Regions from separate parts of the Homo sapiens genome. Here region 2 is linked to region 1. Evidence: chromatin loops called from intact Hi-C (ENCODE). Cell type or tissue: GM12878. All regions are shown on one strand. Links, peaks and the distances in the headings refer to the core of each region. The heading gives the core; the rest is flanking DNA.

Region 1 (10,539 bases), core at 1,435-9,434:
TGTCTTCCTATATTTAGGGGGCAGCAAAAATAGTTGGGCTTCCCAGGATCTAGAGGGTGAAGGCCCTGCCTGCTGTCATCACCCATCCCCCTAGGAGGCAAGATCTGGCCAGTTGGTGCCTTGACCCCTTGGTCAGCAATTCCTCAGTGTCCCGCAGTGGGAGCCAGGAGCCCCTGACTGATAGCAGCGGCCATGAGTCCTCTACGTCAGCACTCCTCGCCATGCGCCGTTCTTCCGTGAGCATCTTAACAGGTCTCTGCTGGCTCTTCAGATTTCCTGTTGTTTTTCCACACCTAGGGAGTGTGCAAGGAGGTGTTCCAGCTCAAGGGTGGCATCCACAAGTACCTGGAAGAGTTTCCTGATGGCTTTTACAAAGGGAAGTTGTTTGTTTTTGATGAACGCTATGCTCTGTCCTACAACAGTGATGTGGTGTCAGGTAGGTCAGCACAGGCTCAGAGCCCAAACTGAAATGAAGCACATTGTCAGTTCACTATTCTAGAAAAATGACACAGGGAAGACAGGCCAGTGCTCATTACTGAGCACTGAATAAGCAGGGAAAATAAGTACATTGTGCCACCATTTTCCCAGCTGTGGAGCTGAGAGAACCCTAGCCCAGGAGTCAGGAGGCCTGGGTTGGGATCCTGGCTTCACCATTGCTAGCTGGACAAGCCCATTAACATGGGGATCATCTCACCTGCCCTGCCTGCCTGTCTACCTGCCAAGAGCTGTACTACTGGGCTAATTCAGGGCTCTTAACCTGGAATTGGTACATAGATTTCAGGGATTCTGTGAATTTGGATGGAAAAATAATTGTATCTTTGTTTTCAATAACACCTCACTAAAATGAAGCATTTCCTTTAGTTATGAATGTAGGCAACAAAGTACCAGTTGTATTAATGTACCTGTGACTTTGTCTTCAGTAGGATTCACAATACTTTCATATCATGTTCTAGTTGCCTCAGATATCTCAAAATAGTATTTATACTCATCACTGCTTCAAAATGAAAATAGTTATTAGGCCCACCACTAAGAGTTGATATATAATGTGTTAATAAATGGCACGTCTTATTATATATTACAGATTTTGAAAAAGACTTTGATATTTTGTATTTCTGTATAGTTGGTTTCCTTTGTAATCTTACATATTTTATGCATTTAAAAATATTTTTCTAGGTCAGGCACAGAGGCTCATGCCTGTAATCCCATCACTTTTGGAGGCCAAGGTAGGAGGATCACTTGAGCCCTGGAGTTTGAGACCAGTCTGGGCAACATAGCTCACTATGTCTCTACAAAAACTTTTTTAAATTAGCTGAGCATGGTGGTGTGTACCAGATACTCAGGAGGCTGAGGCAGGAGGATTGCTTGAGCCCGGGAGGTTGAGGTTGCAGTGAGTTTAAATCATGCCACTGTACTCCAGCCTGGGTGACACAGCAAGACCCTGTCTCAAAAAAGTTTTTCTAGGCCAGGATCTATAGTCTTCACCAGACTACCAAGTAAATCCGTAGCACACATGATTTTAGGAACTCATAGCTCTCTGTGGACCCAGGTGGCATGCACATTTGAGTAAGATTTGCGTTTGATTGTCCTCTCCTACTTTCTTGGTCTTATTTTCATTTTAGTGGTTTTGAGTTGTCTCTTATTGATCACTACTTCGATCTGTTTTGGAGCTAGATGGAGTATAAATTCTAAACAAGTAGAAAGAGTAGATTTGATTTTACAGAGGTTATATTGGCTGGACTCGATGGGTACCTGCGTGTGAGTATGAAGGAGAGAGGGAAGGCTCAGAGGTAGCTTAGATAAGCAAGGTAAGGAAAAGTGAGGAAGAATGATGTTATCAATAGTAACAGGAGGTCATCAGGGAAAAACAGGTGAAGAAGATGGTGTGAGTTTTAGGAATCAGATGGTCAAGTGCCCTAGCAACAGCAGGAGAGACACAGGCCTCGGGGAGAGGGGTGTGGACTGCGCATGTTCACTGTAGGTGGGTTATCGCCTGTATTTAGGTGTGTTGTCCCCCCTGGAAAAGGGAACAATCAAAGAGGAAAAGACCACTTAACAAGGGGGTTGGGAGGTAGTTGGCCAGCTTTGGAATAGCTGGTGAGAGAGAGAAACTTTCATTACCATCTAGTTACCACCTGTTCTCTAGATGGGAAAAAGAAAAAAAAAGTCAGTAAATACTGGAAGCAGACAGTTACCAGAAGTCACCCCCACAAAAAAATAAGCTGGGTGGTGGGGGTGGTGGTTAGTTGTTGTTGCTAGAAGACAGAAGACTTACTATTTGGAAACCTTCCCCGGGTTCCACAGGATCTACGAGATTCTAGTCAGCAAAGGGAGCAATGCCTGTCCACGTGTGTGTGAATGTATGTGTTTATAATGATGGCTTTTCCTTCCTCCCCAGAGTGTTCATACTGTGGAGCCCGCTGGGACCAGTATAAACTCTGCTCTACTCCCCAGTGCCGCCAGCTCGTTTTGACCTGCCCTGCCTGTCAAGGACAAGGATTCACAGCCTGTTGTGTCACATGTCAAGACAAGGGGAGCAGGAAAGTTTCAGGCCCTATGCAAGACAGCTTTAAAGAGGAATGCGAGTGCACAGCCCGACGGCCACGCATACCTAGGGAACTCTTGCAGCATGTGCGACAGCCTGTGAGCCCAGAGCCAGGGCCTGATGCTGATGAGGATGGGCCAGTGCTTATGTGAGCAGCACCTTTGGCATTTTCCCAGGCCCTCGGTAAAAGTAGGTTTGGGGTGACTATACAGAGAAAGCATGGCAAGACTGCAGAAACAGAGAAATCGGGAACTTCAGTTCTGGCCGCTGCCACCGTGGCAGCCGTCTACACTTCACAGCGGGAGGGGAGGAGTCACGTTGTCTACCACTTACCTGAGACATTCTGATTTGGATGATGCTAGAGCACAGAAAATAGGTGAGCTGCATGGGATCCCAAAGCTGCTGAGGGATAGAGCCTGAGCCTGGTGGCCACAGCATATGCCCTTTCTGTTCCATGCAGCTGGGGCTGTTAGTAGTCATTGCCCTTGTCAGCAGACCTTCTACCCTGGTGGCAAACACATGAAAGCTGTGGCCCTGGGAGTGGCCTCCTAAAACAAGCCACTTAGGTCATCTGCCATCTACCCTTAACCTCTGTCTCTCGCCTGAGGGGAATCTGCAAGCTGTGCATTGGGCTTACCTCCTGCTTTTGTAGAAATAACCATCCTTTGGTATACATGGAGGATAGTTCCAGAACGCCTGAGTATACAAAAACCCAATGCATACTCAAGTCCCACAGTGGGCCCTACAGAACCCACGTATGTGATAAATCAGCCCTCCATGTACGCAGGTTTCGCCCCCTGCCAATACTGTATTTTCAACCTGTATGGTTGAAAAAAATCCATATATAAGTGCAGCCATGCAGTTCAAACCCATATTGTTCAAGGGTCAACTGTATAGTTTATTGAACAGCCACACCCATTCCTTTACACATGATCTATGGCAGAGTTGAATAGTTGCAACAGACACTATGTGGCCTGCAAAATCGGAAATTTTTACTGTCTGGCCTTTTACAGAAAAGTTTGCCAGCCCCTGATCTAGACCAGCAGCTCATCTGATAGAGGCAGAGGTGGCCTTAAAGATGTGGCCTTCTTCATTTTCTGTTGGTTTGGTTTCGTTTCTATGAGAGATTTCCTCTGATAGCTCTGCTTTCCCCAGCACTTACTCTCTGAGCTTTTAAATGTTCTCTCTGGGAGCTTCATATAAGCTCGGTGACATTTGAGCCACAGTTTTTAGATCAGCACCTGGAATACATGACACATTCTTACTGAGGTCATCCAGCACTGCCATGGTGGCTGCCCAGTCTTCTGGCCAGTGTGCCAGGCACATGTCCCTGTCACACAGGTTCCAAGAAACACATACGCAGCCATGCATAGACCAACAGATTTAATATTATATTGCAGTTTTCAGCGATGCAGAATGCAGCTGCAATTGTGTTTTAAGGAGAAGCCAAATGGGGATGGTTGTCCCTGCAACATGGTGCCACTCCTGGGCCATGTGCAGCCTCAGTGGACACTCTTCCATAGCGCTGAGGCCCTGGCCCCGCCTCCAGTTACCCTGTACTGCCCACTGCCTTACAGTTCAGTGCGCAGGCCTTCACCTTTTCATCACCAGCCTCTCTGCTCAGTGCTCTGGAGTTCTTGACCTTGTCCTTTATCATGAGATTTGCTGAAATCACTAATGAAAATAACTCCCAAAAGCAACAAACAAAAATATTAGTTTAACTGGCACTGTGGTATATTAAAAGGCACAAGGGCATTGTGGCTTAACACTTTTGCTGGATCCCAAGAGACGCACATGATGTTAAAAAGAGATCTGGCAGCAGTACTAATACTACATTTCAGTGTAATCATCTTGGGGTGGTTTGGCCAGGATTTCCCAATTCCTTGATATCTGGAGTTTCTTCACCATTGTCCGGCATCCTGCGGAGGCTTAATATACAGGCGTAAGGTCAGCAGCAATTTGTCTAATAAGTGATGAGATCAGTAGCTGAAGTCTCTAAGCTGGGCCATTACTAAATACCATAGCCATGTTGATCTGGAAATTTATCCCTCTAGTGTCTTACCTCACATAAGCCATTTGCCCACTGTGCAATATAGAAAGGTGTTTTCAAAAGTATTTGGCCGTAGATTTTCACATCCATCATAAGGTTGGCATTCAATAAGGAAAAAGTTCTAACTCCAGTATTAAATTGTACATAAATCCCAAATGTTCTTAAAGAACACTCAGGGACATGTTTGTTGCCTGGGATTGGTAATGAAAGGTTGGTTTTTGAAACTTGAAATTTCACCATTGGTTTTTTTCCTATCATTTCTGCATATCCAGCAAAAGGAATCTCATGTTGACTCCTGGCAGAGTTCAGTGGCTTCAGTCTGTCTATCTGTTCTGAGGGGAAAATTGTGTTCTGGATCCAGTAATCAATTTGGCAACTTTAATCGAGGTTTTCAAAATTCCAAGGAGGGTTAATAAAGAATGATAATCAGTTTTATTTGCTAATAGCTAAGACAAATTTGTAATAAAGTGTTTTATAATACTTCAAAAGCATGTGGAAGAGTGTGCCGTTTCTGTGTCACACATTTTAAATGCACTTGAAACACCACACAGCAAGGCCATTGAAACTGGGCTCCTGGGGCTAAGTCGCTGCTGCTGGAACATCATCTTCAGTAAGATCTGCTGGTTTGGGGGCTTCTAGTTTTTAAATAATAACCAGATTCAACTTCTGTGACTAAAGAAAAACTTCACATTAACGGTATTTTATAAAATTTTCAACTACAACCACTAGTCAACCTAAAACCTTAGTGCATAAAGAACTGAACCACAAAAGGGTTTCATGCTGCCAGCATTTTGCCTTCTGGTTTCCCCTGCAGAGCACAGGTCATCAATAGAACACATCCAGTTCAAAGGCATGGACTCCACCGCCACACACTAGACACCACTCCGGCACTTGGGAATGATGGGCCCAGTCAGGTCCGCAAGCCTCCTCTTCCTCACTGGAAAGGAATGGAGATAAGATATAAGGCACTTTTCCCTGTAGACCAGGGGCCAGCACTGTTGCTGAGAAAGCACTGTGAAACCTCGCACTAATTGGTTTGTTAACAGAGTCTGAAGTCTGTTGTTTTGAAAGGACAGTATGTGTGAGTTGTACAACAGCCCTCCAGTCTGTCAGTGTTCATTGATGAGGGTCTGTGGTAGTGGAGATTCATTCATAGATATCTGCTAAGTGGCTGACCACACAGTCCCACGTTATAAGTCGGCTATTTTCTTTGCTTACAGAAGCTCCAGTTGAAGATCTTTACTCCGGTGTTCAGATAAGAGTTAAAAGTTTAGTCAGTCTTCTTAATGAGATTAGGGTCTTAACCAGGTGGAAACATTTCCCCCAGCTATGTCTGGGAGCTCCTGGCCTACCTCCTGCCTATATAAACGAGAGTTTCCACCCGAAAGATTACCCTGCAGTATCTGTATCCCCTTATGTTTAACCTTGCCATTTTCCCCGGGGGCAAGACAGTTATGCTCAACACTGTTCAAGTGACAAAGTAGTTAAATGCCATGAAGAGGAAAGCACTAGCCAGGAGGTTGCAGGCTGGAGACGTTAGCTTAAAGGATGATGAGGATGCAGGGAGGGGCAGGAGGGGCTCTGTTTGTTGTAACAAGGGAGAGTGTTTTGAAATTAATTGTAGTGTCTGCAGATAAGACCAAGCAGCAAGCTCTATGAGCCACAAGAGAAAGGTCAAAGAAGTCTGTAGAGCCAGTAGGTGGCAGTCGAGAGGCCTGCTGGTGTTGGCAGAGACAGGAAGCTATGGTGGAGGGAAAAAAAGTCCGTCTATACTTAGATGTCTTCAGGTTCCCAAGCTGAGGCGGTAGACCTGCAGCCACCAGATCGATGAATACGAGCTGCAACAAAAACCAAATCAGCTTGTGCATGACACTGGCCATACAAAGCAGACCCACAAGGGAGGTGGGGCCAGCCCAGTTCCTTAGATGATCAGAATGTCCAACTTCTTGGGGGTAGATGTGAGGGGACAAAAACCAAAACCCAAAGAGCACAAGAGGTTTGCTCAACGTGACCAAAGAGTTTACATGAACCAGACTTTTAAGCATCTCCATAGTAGCTGTGCAGGCATGCCCACCAGGGCCATCCTCATTGCCTCATCGGAGCCCCTCCAACGCTGCTGGAATGTTAGTTACCATTCCCATTTTATGGATGAGGAAAGTATGGCAGAGAGGGTATATTTCTTGCTTAAAGCAATAAAGCTAGTACCAGACAGGACCAAGCCTTTTTTTTTTTTTTTTTTTTTTGAGATGGAGTTTCGCTCTGTCACACAGACTGGAGTGCAGTGGCGCAATCTTGGCCCACTGCAACCTCGCCTCCCAGGTTCAAGCAATTCTCCTGCTTCAGCCTCCTGAGTAGCTAGCATTACAGGTGCCCGCTGCCACACCCGGCTAATTTTTGTGTTTTTAGTAGAGATGGGGGTTCACCATGTTGGCTAGGCTGGTCTCGAATTCCTGACCTCAAGTGATCCCCCACGCCTCAGCCTCTCAAAGTGCTGGGATTACAGGCATGAGCCACCGCACCCAGCTAGAACCAAGACTTTTGACTCATCTTGAGCCTCAGTCCAGTGCCTCCCTCAGTAGACTTGAGCCTTGTGTGGGTAGGGTTTCCATATCCATATCGCATCTGATTCTCACAGGGAGGATTAGCTCCTTCTCCCTGCAGAAGAAAAGAGCCCCAGTCCCTGAGAGCTGGCAGCAGAGCCAGGACTGAAATCCAAGTCCCTGGCCCATGGTTGAGGGAACAGAAAGGACCCTATGGCTTGGTGGGGGGGTTATTTTCCATTACTTGCCCTCATTGTGTCCACTGGGCCGGATCTGTGTGTGTGTGTGCATGGTTCCCCTGGCACTGGCTTGCCTATTTTTTTTTTTTTTTTTTGAGACGGAGTCTTGCTCTGTTGCCAGGCTGGAGTGCAGTGGCCCGATCTTGGCTCACTGCAGTCTCCGCCTCCCGAGTTCAAGCAATTGTCCTGCCTCAGCCTCCCAAGTAGCTGGGACTACAGGCATGCACTGCCATGCCCAGCTAATTTTTTGTATTTTTAGTAGAGACAGTGTTTCACCATGTTGGCCAGGATGGTCTTGATCTCCTGACCTCATGATCTGCCTGCCTCGGCTTCCCAAAGTGCTGGGATTACAGGCGTGAGCCACCCCACCCGGCCCCCTGGCACTGGCTTTTTCAGGGACTGGATGGAGAGAAGGGAAAGGCATCCATTTATTCAGGTATTATTTTTTTCCCTTTTTAATGATGAAGGAAGTTGAGACCAGGAGAGGGAAGTAACTTATTCCAAGTTACGAATAAGTCACAAAACTGGGAGTAAAAGCTGGGTCTCCCAATATCCTCCTTCAATTCTGTCTGGTCTTTACTTTCTTTAAAAAACTCTTCACTGCTTATTGCAAGAGCCAGAGACTCCTTTTATTGTGAATGCCAGAAGGGCTCTCCAGTCGTCCGGACCAACCTCCATCTGCTGCTTGAACTCCTCTGCCACTTCTTGCCAAATTTGAACATTTCCATCATGTTTTTGGAAAGCACTTTCTATTCATTTAAATATTCGGCAGCATGTACTGAGTGCTGTGTGCCAAGCACAAGAATCAGAAGTAAAGACACAGTATAACAGGAACCAAGATATACAATGTTTGAGAACTACTGTTTGAGAAATATGAAGTATTAGAGATGCCCTGGCAGCTCTCTGAGGTATGAGAGGCATAAAGAATGAAGTGGTCAGACCTTCCCAGGTGGCAACTAACAGGTCAGCTGAATTTTAAACAACAAAAAGGTAGAGGATGGGAAGGTGGGGGGCATTGGGAGTAAAGACCCTCTAAGGGTAAGCTTTTCCTTGGTCACTTGGGGGCACTCAGGCTACCTGGAATGGTAGTAACATGGCAAAGGGATGGCTTGTTGGAGATGTCAAGAGACGACCTCCTGATGGGACCATCTCCCAATGTGGAGCACCCAGGCACTGGAGCCACATTGCCAATTCAAATCCCGGTCCTGCCCACGGATTGTGGGTAATGTTAATTACCTACTTCCCTAGACTTCTGTTTCCTTCTTGTAAAGTGTGGATAACAATAGCACCTGTCTCACCTGGTTGTGGGGAGGACTACATGAGCTAGTGAGATGGGAAGTATTCAGAACAGTCTCTAACACACAGTAAGTGCCATGTAAGAGTCAGCTATTATTAAGAGACTTGGGAGTCATTTCAAGGGGCCTGACTGAGAGCAATGGGAGGCAAGTGAGGGTTCTAAGTGGAGGGGTGACAAGGCAAGCTTCGGAAGGAGACTTGGGATGAGTGCCAGGGGTGCCTGCCCTGGAGGAGCTGGGGGCCTGAGGATGTTGGAGGAGATAACTGTGACGAGGGCTCAACATACACGGCAGGACACTGGGATTGGCAAGGAGGTGACTGGCTGGCTGGGGTGGAGGCAGCATCTAGGAACAGGCCCAGATTTCTGGCTTGGGTGGCTGTGAGGAAAGGAGTAGCCTTTTCTTTTTTTCTTCTTCTTTTTTTTTTGATGGAGTTTTCTTGTTGCCCACACTGAAGTGCAATGGTGTGGTCTTGGCTCACTGCAATTTCTGCCTCCCGGGTTCAAGCGATCCTCCTGCCTCAGCCTCCCAAGGAGCTGGGATTACAGGTGCCTGCCACCATGCCCGGCTAATTTTTTGTATTTTTAGTAGAGACAGGGTTTCACCATGTTGGCCAGGCTGGTCTCAAACTCCTGACCTCAGGTGATCCGCCTGCCTCGGCCTCCCAAAGTGCTGGGATTACAGGTGTGAGCCACCGTACCTGGCTGCCTTTTCTGAGATAGGTTTGGGGGACTATGATGAAACTGATTTGGGATCCAGCAGTCCCACTTCTGGATATTTACCCAAAATATTAAAATCAGTTGAAAAGATGTTTCACTCCATGTTCATTGCAGCATCATTCACAATACCCAAAATAAGGAATCAACCTAAGTGTCTATCAACAAGAATGGATAAAGAAACTGGGGGATATATGCACAATGGAGTACGATTCAGCCTTTTCTTTAAAAAAAAAAAAAAAAAAAAGGAAATTTGTTCATTTGCAACCACATGAGTGGAATTGGAGAACATTATACTAAGTGAAATAAGCCAGCCACAAAAAGACAAATTATATGTGGAATCTAAAACAATTGACCTCATAGAAGCAGGGAGTAAAACTGTCATTACAGAAGCTGTGGGTGGGGAATGGGGAGATAATGGCCACAGGATACAAAAATCTCAGTTGGACAAGAGGAATAAGGTGTTTTATAAAGCTCTGTTACACAGCATGGTGAATATAGCTAATAATAGTGTATTATACATTTCAAAATTGCTAAAAAATAAACGTTCTCACCACAAAAAGTATTTGAGGTGATGATATGCTAATTCACTTAATTTAATTTTTCCACATTGTATTCATAAATCATAACAGCACTTTGTATCACATAAATATATACAATTACAAATTGTCAATTGACAATAAAATACATTTTTTTTAGAAATTGCTTTGCAGTGTGCTATGTCTGGGCTGCTTGCTGCAAAGGTCTTCCCTGAGAATACTGTAAAATGGTGACTCCCAGGAAGGGATGTTTTCTGCTTTTAAACATGTTACTCTCCCTCCACACGATACCCCAACCCACACAACTGTCTTAACTCACAGGCTGCAATTCAGATTTTGCTAAGTGGAGAGAGCTGCAGTGGCAGATTTAGAGGACCTGAAGTGCCATGCTTGGCCTGGCTCTTTGCTATAAATAGTGTGGAGATGACAGTCATCTGAGGTATTGCTGTGGGAAAACGCAGATGGGATCCACAGCTCGGCTCCTCCCTGGCACCCTGCACTCACAGAACGCTCTGTTTAGAGCTTGGTGCCCAGGGTGGGGAGGACCGAAGACGCACTGGTCAGGATGCATCCTGGGCATACCGCCTGTCTGCAGAGCCAGTCGCTGTCCTCATAGCC
Region 2 (8,000 bases), core at 1-8,000, 96 kb after region 1:
GTGGAGCAAGAATTCATAAGCTCTAATCAGATTCTCCAGGAGTTTCGTGATCTTAATCTTCAGGGTTTCTGCCTGTCTTTCTAGAATTTCTGTTCTTACTAGTTGCATTGGTCATGTAGTTTATTTTTTAAGCCATCTCAAGCCTTTTTAATGCTGTAAGTGGAATACAATGTAAAACCATAATAAGCAAATGCGTGCAATGTTGCTATCCATTCTGAATTTTTAAATCTCTCTTGGTTTGCATGGAGGAAGTCTGTCCTCACGTCTCCCTCTCTCTTACCTTCACTTTGCACACTTCTGAGTGGTTTTGATGTCTCAGGGTCTCAGGTGTCTCAGGTTCCCATCCCAGCACTGCCCAGGCACCCATCTTGTGCTCATAGATCCAAACTTGCAAGAAGTTTGCTGACCAGAAAGAGCCCTTGATTTTGATCCAAGGCACAAATGAATTCATTTGTAGATTTAAAAATCCACTATCTTAATGCAATGGCCAGGAGGAAGCTTTGTGGTAACTAGCACTCACCTTGGTGTTCAAAATGTGGTGGTTTGTAGATACTAGTCAACACCACCTGACTAGATGTTTATTAGAGCTTATTAGGAATTATTAAGTTTATTTTCTAATCAACTTATTAGAGCTTATTAGAAGCAAGGAGCTTTTTAGAAACTCAGACTCTCAAGCCCCATCTCATACCTACTGAACCAGAATCTGCATTTCTGAAAAGATCCCAAGTAATTTCAATGCACATTAAAGTTAGAGAAGCACGGATATAAAACAAGAAGACTCATTTCTCAAGTTTGTCAAACCCTGGAGAGCACTTCAGTTTTCTGGAATTGGATGACCTGGGACAATTCCTACTAGGGTTCACTGTCCCATTACAAAAGGTAGGTAACAATACTTGCTGTTCCTCCCTCATGGGGTTACTGTGAATTTCAAATGAGCTCTTGGATTCACACTAGCTACGTATCATGATGGGGCTGATAGGAGCTGGAGAGCTGGCAGTGGGGAGCAGAATAGGTGTGGTCTCTGCCCTCATAGAGCTGATGATTTGGTCGGGTAGGAGAACATGCTGTAAATGCTGGTTGGTGTTGTGTGACTGTCCTGGTTATCACAGAGCCTTCATTCATTTATTTCATGCATTCATTCATTCATTCGGTGGTCAGCCATTTATTAAAACCTGAAGTGCCTGTACTATGTCACACATTAAGCTCTGAGCTGCACATGGGGAAGCAGAAATAAATGAGTCAGAAACCTCGTCCTCAGGGAGCTTTTAGTCTAGCCAGAGACAGAGATACATCATTGGGTGGTTCCATTTAGAACACACTCTGGCTGGTGCTCTGAGTTGGCACAGGGGGCTGTGGGGGTACAGGTAAATCAATGAAGAACTTTGCTTTTAAGGGTGATTACAAGTTCACAGACTGAGAAGAGGGAGAACAGCACTGAAGGCCGAAAGAACAGCAGGGGAAAGGCAGGGAGGCATGAAGGCACAGCATGCTTTTGCCATGGCCAGAAGGTAAAGAGAATTTGGAGGAGTGCCTAGAGATGATTTTGGAGAAGTAGCTTGAGGCCCGGTCTTAGAGGCTAATGAATCTGGTCTTTATCCCTTAGGAAATGGGGAGTCCCTGAAGGGAGACAATTGACGCAGGTGAAGATCTTTTAAGAGCAGCATGGAAGAAGGAATGACTTGAGGCAGAAATACCTTTAAGAGGCTCTGAGAGCAGCTTAGGGGAGAGAGGAAGTCCTTACTGGGGTACTGGATGTGGCGATAGAAATGGATGTAAGAGAAATTAAGGAAGGTAGCATTGACAGGACTTGGTGGGCAAATGAATGGGGTGGTGAAGAGAAAGGAATCAGGAGGCAGAGATGTCTATAGATGAGGAGCACAGTCCAGCTTGATGCAAGAATTAGGGAGTTGGGAGGTGACTGGAGTCGTGGGAGTGAATGAGACTGTGAGAGTGTGCGGTGGAAAGAGAATAGGGGTAGGAGTGGCACCAAGGCACCAACAGCAAAGCGATGGGCAGCAGCGATGAGTCTATGAAGGAGGCTGAAGGATGCCCAGAGGCAGTTCTGCTTTCCTTCATTCCTTTGGGCATGGAGAGCAACAACGCAGTGGTCACAACTCATCACCCTCCAGAATCATCGCTAGAAACGGCCCTGGGGTCACCACCCTTGAAGCCCCAGAGTGAGTGGGGCCTGAGGCTGGGGCCCCTGAGAACATGAACTGAGACAGGGATGGACATGCGTGGACGGACGCAAGCCCTTGTCTCCCTCTCCCTCCCTCTTTCCTCCTCACAGATGGTAATGTCCAACCCTTTCACAAATCATTTTTTTCTCTGAAAGAAAACCAAAAGGACATAAGAGAAGGAGAAACAAAAGGCATGCTTGAGTTTGTTTAGTTTTTCAGATCAGACAAAAACCCAGCAACACCTAACACGAAAGAAAACCTCCCAGACCGTGTCCTAAGTTGACTCCAATGAGCTCATTCTCTCATTAAGAGCAAAGAGAATTAGGTTCTATCATGATTAGCCAAAGGAAGATTTTACAAAACAAAACAAAAGAGAGGAAATGGCCCGGAATTGTGCTATCTGGTTCATGCTTTTCCATAGAAACAGGCCTGTGGTTTTAAACTGATAATGGCTCCTAGCAGCCCAATAATTGATTTATCTGGTGTTCTGGCTTTAAGGGAAAAGTAAACTGGCCTCTTTAGAAATGTTGGCAGCCTGGCTGGTCCATTAGTAAGACTGAAAAGTCAAAACATTGACTGGAAAAGGCCATTACGACCGGGCTCAGCAGGAGTCATCGATAGATGATGTCATTTCAGAAATAAATAAGCCAAGGTTATGAGGCCCCAGAGCAGGGTCAAAACACTCTTCACAGCCCATCACCATCCTCCATCGCAGATACTGGTCTGCCAGAGACATAGGGGTCTGAGCCAGGATCTGCTTCGTTTTACCTTTTTTTGCTCATTCCAGGGGATGAAGGCCACCTGCAGAGTCTGTGACATTCTGCAAGTCACTAAGGAAGGTCCCCAATCCTCATTATGGGCACACCTTTTAGATTCCCCTTTAACTCTCTCCCCTCTCCTGGGTTCTTCTCACTACTTGCCATACTCTTTATCCTAGAATGCCTGCCTCCCTTCTGTTCCTTGTCCTCAGTTCCTGCTACCTTCCCTCTCCCTTCCTTTCTCATCCAAGCTTTTAGAAAGAGTTGCTGGCTCTGTTGAGAGCCTTCTTCAGCCTACAGCCTGAAGAAGTGGAGAACTTCTTCAGCTCCTGTTAGCTCCTGCCTTTCCCCCTCACCACAACGAATACTATCATTGCAATATCAGGCTCTGGGCTGAGGGCTTGCCCTGAATCATCTCACTTAATTCTCACAAGCAGCCCCTATGAAATGGGGCTATTGTTGTCTCCATTGTATGAGGAGAAAACGAGGCTCAGACAGGCTGGGTCACTGGCAGATCTCATTTTTTGAGCCTGCTGCAATACCCTGGTCTAAGTCACTCATGATCCCTGCCAATCCTGATGGTCTTTTCCCAGTCCTCATCCCCCTACTCCTGTCTCTCCACAGCAAGTGACACTGCCCACCTCTGTCCTCCCTTGGCACCTGGGAAAGCCACTGTCTCTCACTCCTTCCCCAGCTCCTCCTTACAGGATGGGTCATGCTAGAAAGGCTTCCAAGGAAGACTCTAAGCCCTCTCCACTCCAGGTCCACTAGAGACCACCTTGTCTGCCCCCTCATTGCTCAAGGTTCCTCTGAGTGGGTGGCAGAGTTGGGGCTGGAGCCAGATATCCTAACCTCCAGGCCAGTCCACCTCCCATTGCTCAGAGCTGCCACACCTACTTTGTGTTTTCTGTTTTTGCTGAGCTGCAAGAAAACGCCCTACCCTGAAGGAGGGAGAAGGTGTGAGACCCTGATAAGGTGGGGCGGAGGCTATTTTTAGAGGACACTGGCTTTCATCTTAGGCTGGGAGAAACTCAAGGGTCAATGACTCTCTAAAACACGGGTTTGTAAGACTAGCTCATTAAAGATAATACACCAAAGTGACAGTATTCTTGTTTTCACTCTGCCTGTTGGTTGTGTGGCTCTAACTGATGGAAACTTTATTATCTGACTCCATTTCCCGTTAATTCTTTTTTCTGTAAGTCTTTGAGATGGCTTTAGAAAAAAACACATAACAGAAAGTAAAGTAGAAGCAAAAAGGAAACTTCAGGATGAGGGCGCTATTGTCCAGACAAGGTAAAGTCCAGAACAGCAGCAGATTCAAGAAGAGGGGGCATTGATCGGGTGCTCCCAGAGCTCCCGGACCTGCCTGAGCAGTGGGAAGGGTGCGGAAAGAGATGGGAAAGGCTGGGAGACTGCAGAACTTCTGGCGTGACCGGCCCTGTGTGACCTTGAGCAGGGGGCTCTGCGGCCCTGCACAGAGGACAAAATGGCAGTCACCTCTGGAAGAAAGATGGGGTGGGGGCCCTAGGGGTTCTCACGCTGAGGGCCCAGCACCTGGGTTCAGGGTCTGGTTCTGCGATTCAGACACGGAGGAGCTTGGGCCAGGTCGTCTCCGAGAGTCTGAGGGCATAGGGCGAGGGCTGGAGACAGGGTCTGTAATAGTAGCGGTGGGTGAAGGGTGTAGGAGGGGGCGGCGCTGCGCAGGTTGGAGGACGCATCATAGGCCCGATATAGACCGGGAAACTGTGGCCAGGGAGCGGCTGTACTGGAACCACTGCCCCTGCCCAGCTCATCGCATCTGAAGCTGCGTGGCTCACAGGCTGCTTTGCCGGCTACGGAGCAGAGAGATGCCCATAGGCACCCCAAAAGTGCACTTCCTAGGGTTGTACGGCTTAGGATATCCGACGGCCTTAGTGAGTCCCAGGATACGATCGAGTCTGGGGCAGTCAGTCTCCGATTTCTGCAGCGTCTCCGCATGTGCGCGGCTGGGACCCCAGCGTCCCAGGCCCGGAGAGGGTGAACAGGTGTGGGGAGCGCAGGCGGCCAAGAGCGCGCCCTGCAGCTCTCAGGGCTTGGGCTCCCAGCTCCATCGCGGCTACCAAACCTCGCCCCTACAAATGGGAGACTGAGATCCAGAAACAAGAGGGGGATTGCCAAGGCCATGCCGAGAGCCGGCGACAACCTGGGGCTCCCGCCTCCAAGCTCTTTCCAGCTCCACTTGGCCGCGTAGCGCGTGTCGTGGTGCTTTAAACCTTGTCTCTCCCAGTTTGGGAAACTTCACCTGCCCCAAACACTCTCAGCGCGAACCTGGGATCCACGTCCAGTCGAGCCTTTACTCCCCCACTCCCACCCCCAGACTCTTGCAGGCGGAGAAGAGGCCGCGCCCCCGAGCCCAGCTCCGGCTGGCACCTGTACCCAGCTGAGCACCCCGCGGGCTCAGAGCCCCGCCGCGCTGGAGTCCTGCGGGTGGCGGGGGCGCCCCTCCGCCAGGACCCCAGCCCGGGGCGCCGTCTCCTCCAGAACCCCGGGTCCTTCTCGCGTTCACAGACGCGGTGCGGAGGTCCAGAGCGGAGGGCGCCCTGGCCAGGGCTGCGCGCGCGGGGAGGCGGGGACGGGAGCGCTGGGCTCGGAACCCCGAGACCCGGGCTCCCTAGCCCCAGAGGCAACCCGAGGCGGCAGCTATTTATAGAGGGAGCCACGCTCAGTCCCTCTTGGCGGCGGCGGCGACAGCTGAATATTTTGCCCAGATATGGCTGAGGCCCCGGAGCGGGGGCAGGGAGCCCCGCGAGCGCGAGGGGGACCCCAGGCGGGGTGGGGGCTTACCCGGACGCAGAGCTGTGGGGCCGGCGCGGACGCGGGCTGCGGAACAGGCGCGGGCGGCGGGCAGATGGACGCGGGCGGAGGCCGCGGTGCTCCGGCGGGCAGCGGGCGGGCGAGCGCAGCGCGGGGCTGGACGAGCTCCCGGGCGGCCGCGGGCGGGCGGGAGCTGTGGGCTCGGGGGTGGGAGCCAGGGGCGGGCCCGGCTCGGCTGTCACCGCGCCCCGCCCCGCCCGCCGCCGGCTCCCTCCTTCCCCCCCCCTCCACTCGGGGGCGCCCGGGCGCAGCGCACTTCCCCGTCGGGACGCGGCCCTGGGCCGGGAGCGCAGGGGAGTCGGGCTGCAGCCGAGCGAGCGCGGGCCCCTGCCTGGGTCTCCTCCGCTTCCCCGCTGGTACCAGGAAGAGTTTGAGCGACGGTAGAGTTATGTGGGAAAAGGTGGGCAGATTTGCATTCCTGTGGGGTTTAGAATTTAAGATTTTGAGAATCTGAAGTCCCCAGAAGTGATGGACCAAAGCCAGCTAAGCAGCTGCTGCACCTTCACCTCTGATTGAAGCGCCGCTCCGTCCGTTTCCCAGCAGCGCGGCCAGGTGGGCTCTGAGCCGCAAGCTTTAACCGCGATCGTTTTGTCTACACGTAGTTCCAACACGCAATCGAATACATTCTCTCTACACTGAGAGCGAGTGGAGTGTCTAAAATACTGATTTTAAATGACCACAACAAAAAGACCCAAGTTCTTAAAAGGCTTTTTTTTTTTTTTTTTTTTTTCAGAACAAACCACTTTAGGTGGTTTATTCCAAATACAATTTTAAGTGTTTTAATAAACAAATGTCTCATGCAAAGGAATTTATATAGAAATAGGAAAACGTCTTATTTTGGATTATTATGGGAAAGCTTTTGGTAGGGTAGACCTTAATAAAATCAGCTCTTAATCCTGATGTATAGATTATTAATGAGAAACACTCATTAACCAAATTTTGTTTCTCAAGAAAATGAATTTCTCTAAAGTCCTCACAATGAGAACGCTCTTTTCAAGGGGTATATGCCATACATTTAAAAATAAGCAGTGATCTAATATTTCAGATTATTTTAAAACATTTTTGTTGTGAATCGAACATATAAGAACATACAACATAAGTTATGTTGTATGTGTAAACAAAATAAATGTGCAGCTTCATGACTTTTTACAACGTGAACACCTGTGCAACCAGTCACTCAGAGAACATTGCCTACAGCCCAGAAGCCAACCTGTCCCTCCTGGGTCCCAACTCCCTTCTAAAGATGATCACTTTCTTGACCCTTACGGTGATCATGTCCTTGTTTTTTTTCTTCCCTCTGTAGTATGTCTTCATTTGTTCAAATCTGTTGTTAATCTGTGGTTTTATGCAGCTGTAGTTTTTCACTGTATGAATATGCCACAGTTTAAAAAAAAATCCATTTGACTATTAATGGGCATTTAGGTTGTTTCCAGGTTTTAGCTATTACAAATAGTGCTGCTGCGAACATTCCTTGCCAGAATCCTCCTGTCCACGCGCACAGCCTGCTGTTGGAAGTGCTGGGTGATAGAGAAAGCCTAACCTCAACTTCGGCAGAGATAAGCCTGAACTCTTCCAAAGTTATAGTACCATTGTACAGTGCAGTTTCCCATCTTCAACAACACTTGAAGTTACAAAAATTGAAACACTTTAGAAATTCTGATATGTGAGTAATGGTATCTCATTGAGGTTCAAACTTGCATTTCCCTATATCCTAATGTGTTGAGTATCACTTCATATTTATTGGCCAGTTGGATTTGTTTTGTGAATTGTTCAGATTTATTGTCCATTTTTCTTCTGGATAGTCCTGTGTATTGAATAGATTCAATGGTGTGTGTATCCTCAGTTATATTCCACTCTTTTGCCTTTTCACCTTATTAACGTATTTTGATAAACAGGTGTTCTTAAATACAGTCTGGCAATCTTTTCCCTTATTGGCAGCACTCTGTGTCCTGTTTAAGAACTCTTTCCTGTTCCTGGGTTATAAAGTTATCTTCCTATGTTATCTTCCCACCTTAGCCTTTCATGTTTAGGTTTTTTGTTTGTTTGTTTTTGTTTTTGTTTTTGAGATAGAGTCTTGCGCTTTGTTGGCCAGGCTGGAGTAAAGTGGTGTGATCACGGCTCATTGCAGCCTCAACCTCCTGGGCTCAAGCCAACCCCTTAACCCCCACATCAGCCCCTCAAAGTGCTGGGATTACAGGCATGAGCCACC

Evidence for each region. A loop is a pair of places that touch in the nucleus more often than their neighbours do. Peaks named below come from ENCODE experiments on the same cell type or tissue, not always from the same donor. Only the 100,000 strongest peaks of a DNase experiment are listed, where the experiment ranks them.
Region 2: it touches region 1 in a loop (2.5-fold over the local background); 42 of 110 quality-filtered maps call a loop at or near these places.

Annotation. Positions count from the first base shown.
Region 1 is chr9:97,594,624-97,605,162 of GRCh38, reverse strand. TMOD1 (tropomodulin 1) reads right to left here. Exons shown (of 10, transcript NM_003275.4): 10 at 3,420-5,529. The coding sequence ends at 5,465. TSTD2 (thiosulfate sulfurtransferase like domain containing 2) reads left to right here. Exons shown (of 10, transcript NM_139246.5): 9 at 298-436; 10 at 2,396-5,083. The coding sequence ends at 2,694. Among named protein-coding and RNA genes, the nearest start is that of TSTD2, 33 kb to the left of the region's middle. RefSeq lists enhancers at 6,206-6,255, 6,346-6,415, 6,486-6,545. In GM12878, for the core only: a CTCF peak has its summit at 6,298 (motif pointing right); a DNase peak (open chromatin) is centred at 6,342; H3K4me3 peaks cover 328 bases.
Region 2 is chr9:97,499,565-97,507,564 of GRCh38, reverse strand. It overlaps TMOD1 (tropomodulin 1), which reads right to left and starts at 5,899. Exons shown (of 10, transcript NM_003275.4): 1 at 5,762-5,899. RefSeq lists a cis regulatory region at 3,896-3,913, an enhancer at 3,832-3,976 and a silencer at 5,363-6,082. In GM12878, for the core only: CTCF peaks have their summits at 4,209, 5,001 and 6,042 (motif pointing right); a DNase peak (open chromatin) is centred at 6,352; H3K4me3 peaks cover 3,638 bases; H3K27ac peaks cover 3,623 bases.